2 separate regions of the Mus musculus genome follow, and region 2 is linked to region 1. A link is a loop called in an ENCODE intact Hi-C map of the cell type or tissue named here. Cell type or tissue: heart. All regions are shown on one strand. Links, peaks and the distances in the headings refer to the core of each region. The heading gives the core; the rest is flanking DNA.

Evidence for each region. Hi-C counts contacts between places; a loop is a spot of excess contacts. Peaks named below come from ENCODE experiments on the same cell type or tissue, not always from the same donor. Only the 100,000 strongest peaks of a DNase experiment are listed, where the experiment ranks them.
Region 2: it touches region 1 in a loop (2.6-fold over the local background); 1 of 42 quality-filtered maps calls a loop at or near these places.

Annotation. Positions count from the first base shown.
Region 1 is chr15:100,123,981-100,130,136 of GRCm38, reverse strand. All of the region lies in intron 2 of Dip2b (disco interacting protein 2 homolog B), which reads right to left. Among named protein-coding and RNA genes, the nearest start is that of Dip2b, 88 kb to the right of the region's middle. In heart, for the core only: a CTCF peak has its summit at 3,185 (motif pointing right); DNase peaks (open chromatin) are centred at 3,216 and 4,656; H3K27ac peaks cover 900 bases.
Region 2 is chr15:99,970,141-99,976,296 of GRCm38, reverse strand. It overlaps Larp4 (La ribonucleoprotein domain family, member 4), which reads right to left and starts at 3,517. Exons shown (of 16, transcript NM_001024526.2): 1 at 3,314-3,517. The coding sequence starts at 3,331. It overlaps 2310068J16Rik (RIKEN cDNA 2310068J16 gene), which reads left to right and starts at 3,010. Exons shown (of 1, transcript NR_028124.1): 1 at 3,010-4,130. In heart, for the core only: no CTCF peak of the experiment used is centred there; DNase peaks (open chromatin) are centred at 2,716 and 3,496; H3K4me3 peaks cover 2,851 bases; H3K27ac peaks cover 2,219 bases.

The DNA.
Region 1 (6,156 bases), core at 549-5,548:
ACAGACTATAAGTTGTTGAAGCCTAAAGCCCAACTGTCCCTGTACAGAAAACCTTTTCCAACCCCTAACCCACAATAATAAAATCAACATTTAAATCTTTGCGTCTGAAAGCACATACAAGCCAGGCGGTGGTGGCGCACGTCTTTAATCCCAGCACTTGGGAGGCAGAGGCAGGCGCACTTCTGAGTTCAAGACCAGCCTGGTCTACAAAGTGAGTTCCAGGACAGCCAGGGCTACACAGAGAAACCCTGTCTCAAAAACAAACAAACAAACAAACAAAAAAACAAACAAAAACAAAAAAAAACAAAACGAAAGCACATACAAGTTTCATTTCATGTCTCATTCTGTGAAATAAGCCTGCAGAGCCAGTCCCCCTGCCCCTTTAACAGAGGAGGGAGACATGGGCTAGCAGGCTGGAAGCTGCAGAGCTTGGCAGACTCTGGTTGGCCTACCTCTGCCGGTTCTCAAACAAAAGGCTATAAACAGGACTACCGGAAATCTCCCAAGACCTTTAAAAAGGAAAGTGATGGGGATTAGCACGTTAGGTCAGGAGCATCTAATGCTTTGGGACTCAGAGTCAGTAGTCAGACGGAGGGAAAACACCCAACCCCCAGGCCCAGCTCCACACCACTGTCCATCATGGAAAAGGCTGCAAAAGCCACTTGCCTGAGAAAGTACTTGAAATACAGTCCAACCAACTTTAAATAGAGAACAAAAAATAGAAAGCAGCTATTTTTATTTTTAAAGTCAGATGATAAATACAGGAAGGAAATCACATTAGCACGCATGAGCTACGTTGTGAATATGCACAGGGAAAACGGTTTCAGGTGGCACACTGATCCTTCCAACAGGTTCCTGTTGGCTTGGGGATTTTGTTTAAGTTGGATTGTTTGTTTGTTTGTTTGTTTGTCTTTCTTTTCTTTCTTTTTTGGAGAGGCTATATAAAACTACAGATGTATCATCTATTGCTGTTTCTTGTACTGATCAAACAGCATAACAAATCACTCAAAGGAACATGATCTTTCCAAACTGTGTACTTAATGTTTTAAATGTTAAAAAGGACTGCAAATTCTTACTTAAAAGAGGAGACATTCAAATCTAAGTATTTTTAAATATCTTTCTCAAATATGTTTCTGCTTTATGTTTTTTTGATGTAACTAATTTAAAAGGAGAAAAATAATGTAAGTGAAGATAAAACATTGCCACGAAGAAGTGACAGGCAAGCCGGGCAGTGGTGGCACACGCCTTTAATCCCAGCACTCGGGAGGCAGAGGCAGGCAGATTTCTATGTTCAAGGCCAGCCTGGTCTACAGAGTTCCAGGACACCCAGGGCTACACAGAGAAACCCTGTCTCGAAAACAAAAACAAAAACAAAAACAAAAAAAGGTGGCAGGCATAAATCTGGGAAAGACCTGGAAAGAGCACATATCTCCACTCGGAATCAAAATCAGCTACAGGTCATCACAGGAAAAGGAAACATACACAGAGAAAGCCTTCTAATGAAAATGGGGTCAGCGGGTGTACGGGCCAGAGCACAAGTGAATGGGCACCAGAAACAAAGCCCACACAGCTCTCTTCTGAGTAATGGGCATGTCTCTGTCTTCATAGGAATCCAAGCTTCTAAGCCATCCCATTTCCTCTACGTCTAAAACTGTGACAATCGACATACTTTAATTTGTCAGAAATCAACCCAGACGTTCTATTTACAGTTTCAGTAAGTATACCCAGCACATGTCATACAAACATAGATTTATGTCAGAATAAACTCAGTTTGCGTGTGTAGTGCATCTGCTCCAACTTGACAAGACATTGTAAAAGCAGCCATGAAAGTTGGCCCACAACTATCTTTTTAGCATTCAGGAGGCTGAAGCAGGAGGACTGCTGTGAGTTTGAGATCATCCTGGGCTACAAAGACAACAAAAGCATCAGCAAGATGGCTCAGTAGCCACCATACCTCAGAGCCAGAGTCCAATTTCCAAGGCCCACATGGCAGAAGGAGAGAAATGACTTCTGCAAGTTGTCCTGTGATCCACATACTCTGTGGTACAGGTGCTCTTGTGTGCATACATGTGCGTGCAAACACACACACATACACACTAAACAAACAAGTAATTATAAAAAGAAGTTGTAAAATAAAAACCAAGAGTAAATCAGACTTCCAGGAAGAACAGTGAATCTAGCAGAACTTAGTGCAGGCCAGGAGCTCATCTTCCTGAACAATCTGTCACTATAAACTTATCGACTTTGATTTCTAGGTACTGCACTGAGACAGGCTGGCTGCAGAGTGCTGGGATTGCAGGTGTGTACTACTGTGTACAGCTAAAGCTTTTGCTGCACATGAAACCAGCTGTTCATGATAGAACATTAAGGGAATACCAAGGAAGAAAATGAAAGTGATATTGATTCTCTTAAAACTAAAAGCTATGGTCTATCAAACCAAATTATGTTTCTAGATAAAAGGTGACCCTCTGAGCAGAGTTCTCCAACACTGTAAACTTAGCTGTCTCTCCTACAGGAACTAGCAGTGAACATGGACTTGGGGTGAGAAGAAAGAAGTAGTCTCCGGGCAGGTCACAGATGCTGGAGATTTATTACACTCTGCCTGACAGTGCACCATTTAATGGATGAAACTGGAACAACACGACCCGGGCCTTATCAAGGGGAGGACAGAGGAGTCTGAGGGCATGGGAGGGCAGAGCACTATCTACCAGGCGGGCAGGCAAGATGCTGCCAGAGGTGGACCATCCCTATCCAACCACATCTCAGGAGTTACTTGGGGAGCCTCAATACAAGGCCCCATGATTGGGATAAAGTGTTTAATTTTACTGCCATGGCAAGAAAAAACTAAAAGCAACGGTGGAATCACTATATATAGCAACATAATAGATAATCTATAAATTAAAGTGAAAAACTCAGACCCTTAGTCTGAACAAATAACTTTCTCTATAGTAAGGACTAGATGGAACCTGCAGTGACTAGCTATAACAGAATTCTTTACCCTCCCGCTATTTAGTTTATAGACACGGGGGTACTTATAAAACTGATGTAACTTGAAAGGCACTAAGTATAAAGACTGGACTAGAGGCTGCAGCCTTACAAATGCAGTCTCCCCTCCCCGTGTGACTTTAACAGAGGTCACTACAGTGATGTTTTGGCTCTTCAGGCAGCTATGCTATGCGGAGCGGCCACTAGGGGTCAGCGGTTCCTTTAAATGGAGCGGTAGAGTTGTTACATGTCATCCCTTTTCAACAGTCATCATGCACACAATGTGCTCTTCTGAGCGTGGGTGAGTCTTCTATGTGTCTGCTGATTGAACGTAGTGACCCAAGCACAGCCCAGAAAGGAACAGCACAACGTTCCCACCCAGGAACACAGGAGACGCCAATTCAGTTCTTACCCCTGACGCTGCTGCCTGTAACTTCAGAGATATTCACACATGGAGGAGGAGCAGTGCCAAGCAAGGCAGCTCAGAGATGAAGCACTGGACAAAACATTCACTGCAAAGGTGATCAGAGCTGCCATGCTCTCAGCCGTGCAGTGAGGTAATGATCATCAGGGCTCATGGTTTTAACCCTGCATGCTCTTTGTAAACTTCACACATGTGTCTTCCCCCACCCCCACTTACCCATCCTAGCCCCCATCCCTGTGGTATTGCTGAAAAGGAAAAGAGCAAGGCTCTGTGACCCACATGACAGGAATTAAGTTTCAGGAAAGGGAGACACTGAAGGAGGACCTAGCTGGGCACACCTCTTTCCTCCAATGTGATGTTCATAGCAAACCAGTAAAGGGGTGGGAACCTTGATAGGGACAAGGAAGACTGCTGGGAACAGGTAGCTCACTCATAAACAAAACAGACCCGGGAAGAACAGCAGCTCAGCTCACCTGCTAAGCCCAATGGCAACAAGGAGGTAACACTGCAGCTCTTCCCACTCTCTGGCCCCCTCCTTCCCTTCCCACCTGTAAAGAGACAAGATCAAGGCTATACAGAACAGAGTATATGTATATATACTTGGTTGCTATGTAGTCCTCACACTCAGGATCCTCCTGCTTCAGCCTTCCAAGTGAAGGCATTACAGGCTTCCTAATCCATCTCATCTCATCTGTATAGTAACACTGACTGGCGATGCTTTTAACAAAGTAGGAGGTCCCTCACAGATGAGACATCAGAAGAGTGTGTCAACTGTCACCTGAGTCCTTATTCAAGGCCCCTGCTCTCCTCCTCACCAAGGACAGATGAAGCTGCCCAAGTCCTTCTGTGCCTTTGCTGAGGAGCTTAGGCCCTGGGACTTACAGAGAGCCTCAGGTCTCCTCACGTCTCTTCACGTCTCCTCGTGTCCGGAGAAAGAGGCCATGAGTGCTGAGTTCCTAACCTGGGAAGGAAGGGGTCAGCAGCCCTGATCAAGTCCCTACACAGATCCTGACCACAGATTTTTCTGGGCCACAGGACACCAGGAAAATAGCTGTGCCAGAGACTAAGGGAACATTTCAGGAACTTCATTCTGCGACTCCAAGAGTGTCTTGTGAGGCAAGAAGAATGGACTCCACCTTCAGGATACGTCAGAGGGGCAGGAAAAGAAGTGGGCTGAGCAGCAGGGCAGCATTAAGGGCTGCAGAGTGAAACTGGCTCGCAGTCACACCCAAAGGCCTTCAGTTTCGGAAGTGAATACAGGACCACTTGATGCCTGTGGGCTTTTAGACAATTCAGGGGGAAAAAGAAGCCCCGAGAGGAAGGACTGGACTTCCTTCTGATAAGACACATGGAGCAGATACAATGATATGCATCCAGTCATGGCTACTCCCATCCTACCCACACCCACAAAAGCACAGACTGGGGGTGGAAGCTGCAGTCTCTCTATTATACGGAAGCCTTGCCTGCAAAGGAGCCTCTAACTCAGGATGAGATGGACAGCACAACCCACAGCAGGGAGCTCCCACATCTCAGAGGCACACACGGGCCTACTTCATTATACTCCAAACATCACTTCTGGTTTCAGTAGCTGGGTTGTCCAGACCCTCTGAGTTTCTCCAGCACTCATTTAGAAGTCTGGAATCCTGTGGTTTTCAAAGTTTGGCACCCAATCCATGTAACGGCAGTGCTGTGCCCTCAGCGGCAGAGGCAGAGGTCGGTCGGAGCTGCTCTTACTCTCCCTGTGCTCCAACTGGCCTTGGCCCTTTACACCAAGGTTCCTATCAATTTAGTTAAAATAAATAACCGAGATCTTGCTGGAATCCTCACATCTACCACTGACGGTGGGTGGCTGCGATTAAAAAAATGGCATATCAATTTAGAGATTAGGAAACTGATTGAATGTTATGATTACAATTCCATCTTAATGGATGATGGCTCAAGGTGAAGCTCTGTCTGTGATTCCAGGGGACTCCTTCTACAGGGAGACAGGGGATGGAGACTACGGTTTGGAGTGGGATGAGGAGGGGGGTCCTTAGAAGCTTGTGGGCCAACTAGCTTGGTATAAGCAAATAACAACAAAGGGAGAGCCTGCCTGGAGGTGGGAGGTCACACCCAAGGCTGTCCTCTGATCTCCTTATATAGACCCACTCACATACATGTACTTGTGCACATCACAAGCCCCAAAGCAAATCCTGCCTACCAATGTACACAAAGTCATATGTTTTATAAAAAGACAAACTGTGACTCTTCTTTTACATTCTTACAGGAAGCTTGTTAGAGAAAATGATATTTCAGGCTCTTCTATAGTCTGGGGCAGTGGGGGGCTAAACCACAAAGTGTTTCCTTTGTTTCTATTAACACAATCATATAAACACGTGTACAGGCTTAAGGCAGAACCCAATGCTGCAGGCCCACGGTGAAAGGCACATGGCTGAGGGGCTGCAGTGTGCAGTTGCCTATGCAGAAGGCACTGGGGTAAATACCCTCCAACAAAACAATGGCCCCACCCACGACTGATAACACAAAAACAAAAACCTTTGCTCACTAGAACATCTTCCTGGGATATGCTATAGAAGTCACCACACCACCACATCCACCATCAACTGAGGTGGGAGCTGTGGTCATCCGCAGTCTAGGAGGAGAGAGAGAGCTCAGCCTGCTCACGTGGTGGGTGTCAGGCCAGACAGGGTGATCTAGTGAGAAAAGGAAGGAAGGAAGGAAGGTGGGTGAGCCCCATCTTCCCTGGG
Region 2 (6,156 bases), core at 492-5,491, 150 kb after region 1:
GGTTTACTTTTTTGGGTTTTTTTTTTTTTTTTTTTTTTTTTTTTTTTTTTTTTTTGGTTTTTTGAGACAGGGTTTCTCTGTAAAGCCCTGGCTGTCCTGGAACTCATTTTGTAGACCAAGCTAGCCTCGAACTCAGAAATCCGCCTGCCTCTGCCTCCCAAGTGCTGGGGATTAAAGGCGTGCGCCACCACACCAGGCTTTTACTTTATTTATTTTTTGAGACAGGGTTTTTTTTTTTTTTTTTTTTTTTTTTAAAGTCAGGGCCTCTCTATGTATGCCTGGCTGTCCTGGTAATATATAGAACATGCTGGCCTCAAAGTCACTGAGATTAAAGGCATAAACCACCACAGCACATAATGCTAATGGTCTTTAAAATGCTGCTGTCTAAAAGAACAGTAAACTTTAGTTAGAATGTTTCAAATTTTGTAAAATCTGAGGCAAGAGGAATTACTGTTTAATGGGTTCAGATTTTCTTGTTATTTATAACAAGAAAGATTAACTTTTATTTATATGTATGTTTAAGTGCCCTAAGAAGCCAGCAGAGGGTACTAGATCCTCTGGAGCAGGGGTTGTGAGCTGCCAGATGTGGGTACTACAAACTGAGCCTGGGTCCCTGGAAGCAAGCACCCTTAACCATGTTTCCAGAGTTTCAATTTTACAAACTGGATGCCAAAGAGTTCTGGAGATAGATGTAGCGATATTACTTATCTATGTGAATGTCCTTAAAAACACCAAAGAAGGACCTGCAATGCTTTGTAGGTAAAGGCACTTGCTGGTAGGCTAGACATCCTGAGTTTGAACCCTCAGGACAGAACCTAGAAAAGCTGTCCTGACCTCTGTAATATACAAGCATCACCCTCAACAAAAACCTGTACTATAAATTAAAAGAAACTTTAATGTGAATGTCAGTTGTCCAGCACTTGGTACTCTTAAGAACTGCCTATAGGGCTGGAGAGATGACTCAGAGGTTAAGAGCACTGACTACTCTTCCAAGGGTCCTGAGTTCAAATCCCAGTAAGGCAGGGGGATTTCTGAGTTTGAGGCCAGCCTGGTCTACAAAAGTGAGTTCCAGGACAGCCAGGGCTATACAAAGAAACCCTGTCTCAAAAAACAAAAAACAAAAAAAGAAAGAAGCAAGAAATGTGTAAGATCACAAAGTAAATCAATTACCATTATCAAAATATTGTAAAATTGTTGATATGTTAGACAAATCAGGGTTTTTTGTTTTGGTTGGTTTTTCAAGACATGGTTTCTCTGTGTAGCCCTGGCTGTCCTGGAATTGGATCTGTTCACCAGGATGGCCTAACCAACCTGCCTCTGCCTCCCAAGTGCTGGAATTAAAGATGTGTACCACCCCCCCCCCTGAATTCTAACTGGTTTTAATATATTTCAAAACATTAATTTTCAATAAACTACATATGAGAAAATGATGAACTGAGTGACTAATGAGCATATTAACTAAATTTACATAGTAGTTTGGTGGAAAATACAATAATAATTCATTAGCAGAGCCAGGAGTAGAGGTGCACTCTGGGAGGTAAAGGCATATACTATGTCTAAACTTGGAAATATGCCTTTTATCCCAGGGCTCAGGAAGCAGAGGCAGTCAGATCTCTGGGTTTGAGGCCAGTCTGGTCTAAAGAGGAGTGCCAGGTAAGCCAGGGCTACAAAGAAAAAACCCTGTCTCCGGGGGTGGGGTGAACAATATTTGCACGGCATGGTAATTCCTAAAAAGGAAACTAAGCCCTGCTTACAATAAAACCTGATTTCTTGTCCTTTTCAAAACCAAGGTGAACTTAAATTAATAACAACAAAATAAACAGAAAGATTGAGTCCACTGTTCGAAATTTTTAGTGGACTGTTTCAAATATCCAAATGAATACATACTACTGACCTTCAGCATACATTAATTAAGCGTCTTTAACGCCTAATTTTTAGGATCCCAAACTTATCAACTGAAAGGTAGATCAGTAATGAGGGAAAATGAGTATAGAAGATATAAGCAGTTATTTGCTTAATATACAATACACGTGTTTGTGTGAAAATGTCCTTATGTAACACAATACCAAGTACAACGAATATACACAATGAAAAATAAGAATTGCTTATTTACTTTATGCCAGACTACCCTAAGATTCTCCCACCACCACTCTGAACACTCTTTGCCCCTAAGTTAGCCCCATCTTCCAAGTCCATTATACAACCTGTGATTCCGTCTCTCATGAAAAGATTCTTTTTATGGGCATAGTTAACAAATGCCAAGTTGCAAAGTTGCAGCTTTGCTGGATTGACGTTTTCACAATGTAAGAACAATATGATCTGGAATCTACTCAAAGCATTTGCCAGGCAGTCAGCTGATGCTCACTCAACACAACCGGGCAGAAACGAGAGAAATTAAACTTCATTATTTGTCTAAGACAGGTAATCACTACCTTGAAATCTCAAACAGGCGGACGGTAGACGGTCCAATAGAAACGGTATTTCCACCGATCCAACACCACCACAAAACCCCGGCTTCACCTAAGTTTCTCTCCTCCTTTGCAATTTTCCTTGTAACTGGCCCCGAACAGGTTCGCGGAATCAACCCGCACCACGCAGCCGCAGCCCGAGTAACTTTTACAAAAGGTCAGAGCGGTGCCTTTCAAGGCTTCCGACCCCTGTGGGGCTTCGCCGTTCGCACCAGCTCGCTTTCTCCCCCCGCACCCCCCTCGAACGTTCCAGAGCCGGCGGACGCAACCCAACAAAATTTTGGTGCAGCTTGGGGGGTCCGGAGGTGGGGGGAGCGGGCGAGCTTTCTACTCTCTTAAAAAAAAAAAAAAACAACAACAACACGCCCCTCCCCAGTTAGCGAGACAAAACCCCACCGCGCCCGCAGTTCCCCTTCTCCCGCGCTCCCACATGTTGCTCGCTCCGTCCCAGGCGGCCCCGCGAGGCCTCGCTCACCCCCAGCGCGCCCACCTGATCGCCCTTTCTCCGCAGGCTCCGCCCCCGCCGCCCGCCCGCCCGCTCGCCTCCTTCAGGAGCTCCATATGGGACACCCTCGGCTCCCTCGGCTCCTCACGCCACCTCAGCCCAGCCCCCGACGCGCCGCCTTCCCTTTCCCTGCCGCCGGGGGCCTCGACCCACACAGGCTCCTCGGGCCTGCGGAGGGCACAGCGGGGCTGCACGGCCTGCACGGCCCAGGTGCTGTGTCAGCCTCTCGTCGGGCTCCGCGGCGTGGACGGCCTGGAAAGTCACATGGCGGTGGGACCGGCCCGCGCCCCGAACACTCCGGCTCTTCTCAGAGCCCGACCGGGCGACCCGAGCCACTCACCTCAACGAAGAGCAACATGTCTGCTTCCGCTCGGCCCGATCGTTCACGCTGCCGCGACTCCAACTGGCTCCCAGGCCCGGGCCCCGGTCGGTAGGATAAGGACACTCGCCTTGCCCCTCCACCCGGCAGTGGACCCGGCTCCTCCCCCGCCGTCAGCCGCTGCGCCCTGACCCGCCCAGTCCCTCCTCCCGGGAAGCAACAACTGTTTCCGGTTCTGGAGGAAAACTGCTTCCGGGGGCGGAGGGCCTGCCCGCCCCTGTGCGTGCTTCGCTCCGGCAGGCTCGTCTGTGGCGGCGAAGGCGAAAGTGTGTGGTACGTGTCGCGTGTGGGTCGACGCCCGGGAGGCCGCGCCGGGCTGTGCAAAACGCTCACTAAAGCATTTGTACTTTCTACCAAAAAGCTGACACCGCACTGCTAACCCTTGCGCAGATTCGTGGTTAAAAACCTAGGTCCGATTAAAAAGCGACCGAGTGCACCCGCCCCTGCTGATGACGTACTGGCTCCTCCCGCCCCTCATTAGAAAAAAAAAAAAAAAAGCTGAAGAGGGAGCTAAGATACTCTTCAGCTACTCAGTGCTTGTACTTTACTAAGCATTTTGCATAAGTTAATCTTAAGACCCTATGAATGTATTGTTGGAGGAGTGCTGGAACAGTCAGATTCCTTTCGCTACAACTTTGATAAAACTTTAGCCCAAGCCCCTCGGAATCAGGTCTCATTAACATAATGATGCTCCGCTGTGATGCTTAATGCTCTACTAAAAATAATTAGCCTAGATCTCTTCTTTATTATGTTTTCATAGTCAAATAAAATAGTATACAAATATTTAATTATTTTTACTAGAGTTATTCTTCCTCTACCAGTCTCTATTGCTCCAGTTTCAAACACTTTTTTTTTTTTTAATTTAAAAAAACATGAGCCGGGCGTGGTGGCACACGCCTTTAATCCCAGTACTTGGGAGGCAGAGGCAAGCGGATTTCTGAATTCAAGGCCAGCATGGTCTACAGAGGGAGTTCCAGGACAGCCAGGGCTACACAGAGAAACTCTGTCTCAAAAAAAACAAAAAAATAAAAAATTTACATATATATATTTGTGTGTGTGTGTGTTTCCGTTTTTTTGAGACAGGGTTTCTGTGTAGACTAGGTTGTTCCCGGAACTCACTTTGTAGACCAGGCTGGCTTGAACTCACAGAGATCTACCTATCTGCCACCTGAATGCTGGAACAACACCTTAAAGTGATGTTTTCATTTCATCAACTCTTGCTTGTTTTCTTGTTTTTTTTTTTTTTTTTTTTCCCCACTTTGAGACAGGGTTTCTCTGTGTAGATCTTGGCTGTCCTAGAACTCACTTTGTGGACCTGGCTGGCCTAGAACTCAGAAATCCGCCTGCCTGTGCACCCCCACCCCCACCCCCACCGAGTGCTGAGATTAAAGGTGTGTGCCACCATGCCCAGCCCTCTTTATCTTTCTTAAAAATTTATTTTCATTCTATACATATGGCTCTTTGCCTGCAGGCATGTATATGCTCCCTCCTGCATGCCTGGGAACTGAACCTGAGTCCTCAACAAAAGCAACCAGTGCTCTTAACAAAAAAGGTTAGACCATCTCTGCAGGCCTAACCTTTCAATTCTTTCCTTTCTGTTTCTTTTGCTTACTTTCTCCCTTCCCCTCCCCACAAGTCTACCTCCCCATGACAACATCTTTCTGTGTATTCCTGGCTGTCCAGGAACTCACTTTGTAGACCAGGTTGACCTCAAGCTCAGAGATCCTCCTGCCTGTACCTGCTCAGTGATGGGATTAAGGTATGCACCACTACACCCAGCCCCAACTTTCTTTTTCTTAACCCATATAACCCCCTTTCCTTTGCCTCACAAGAGACTCACTTTCTTACATTGCCTCTGCTTCCCAAGTGCTGGGGTTAAAGGCATGCGCCACCACGACCAGCCATTACTATTATTTTTTTAATCTCAATCATTAAACTTAGTTGCAGAATGTTTGATCACACTGTGAACCCTGAGACTGTCATATCCTGGAAAAAACCTATTTCTAGCTATGGTGTAGCTCAGCCCTTAGCACACATCTCTAATCCCAAACAATGAAGGTAAAGTTAGCTTGAAGAAGGAAGCACCCATGTTTGAAAGTGATTTCTAATTGAGTGGCCAAGTGCCAAATCACAGAATAGGATCTGCCCAGTTCTTATGAGAACAGACAGGAAAGGGAAGCAACTTGAGGAAGCAGTGCAGAGAGAGGAAGGGGCAGTTTTTTACTGGGACAGTTGTACACAGACAGGTTGGAGAGAGAACAAACTAGACATAGGTGAAGACAGATCAAGCCAAAGAATGAGAAGGAGCCAGAATACTAGAACAAAGTTGCCGAAGTTGGTTTGAACCCAAGCAGAATAAATCAGTAAGAAACGGAGAAGCCAATCTGACATCAGTAAGCTTGGAGTGGAGTTTGAACCAGAAGAGCTGAGTTAACCAGACACCCTAAGCTCAGAAAGAACTAGGAAAGGGTGAGTTTATTCAGCAGCAAGTGTTACAGGTGACACATTCTAGGCCTAGATAAGATTGTACGGAGGCTAGAAGATTCTAGGACTAAGCCTAGGTTAGTAGACAGAGGCAGTACGCCTCAGAGACAAAGTTTACTTCAGGCAAATAAAAGCTATATTACAAAACTCTCTCCCACTAAAATAGAAACAAAAGCACTTACCTCCAAAGCCATGATGCATCAAGGTATCTTCCGTATTTGTCAATCAATATCTCTCTATATAAGGTTCTCCCCAAGACTCTACTTCACAGATCTCTTCATGTCTTTAGTTAGCAACTTATAGTTTATCTTAATTTTTCC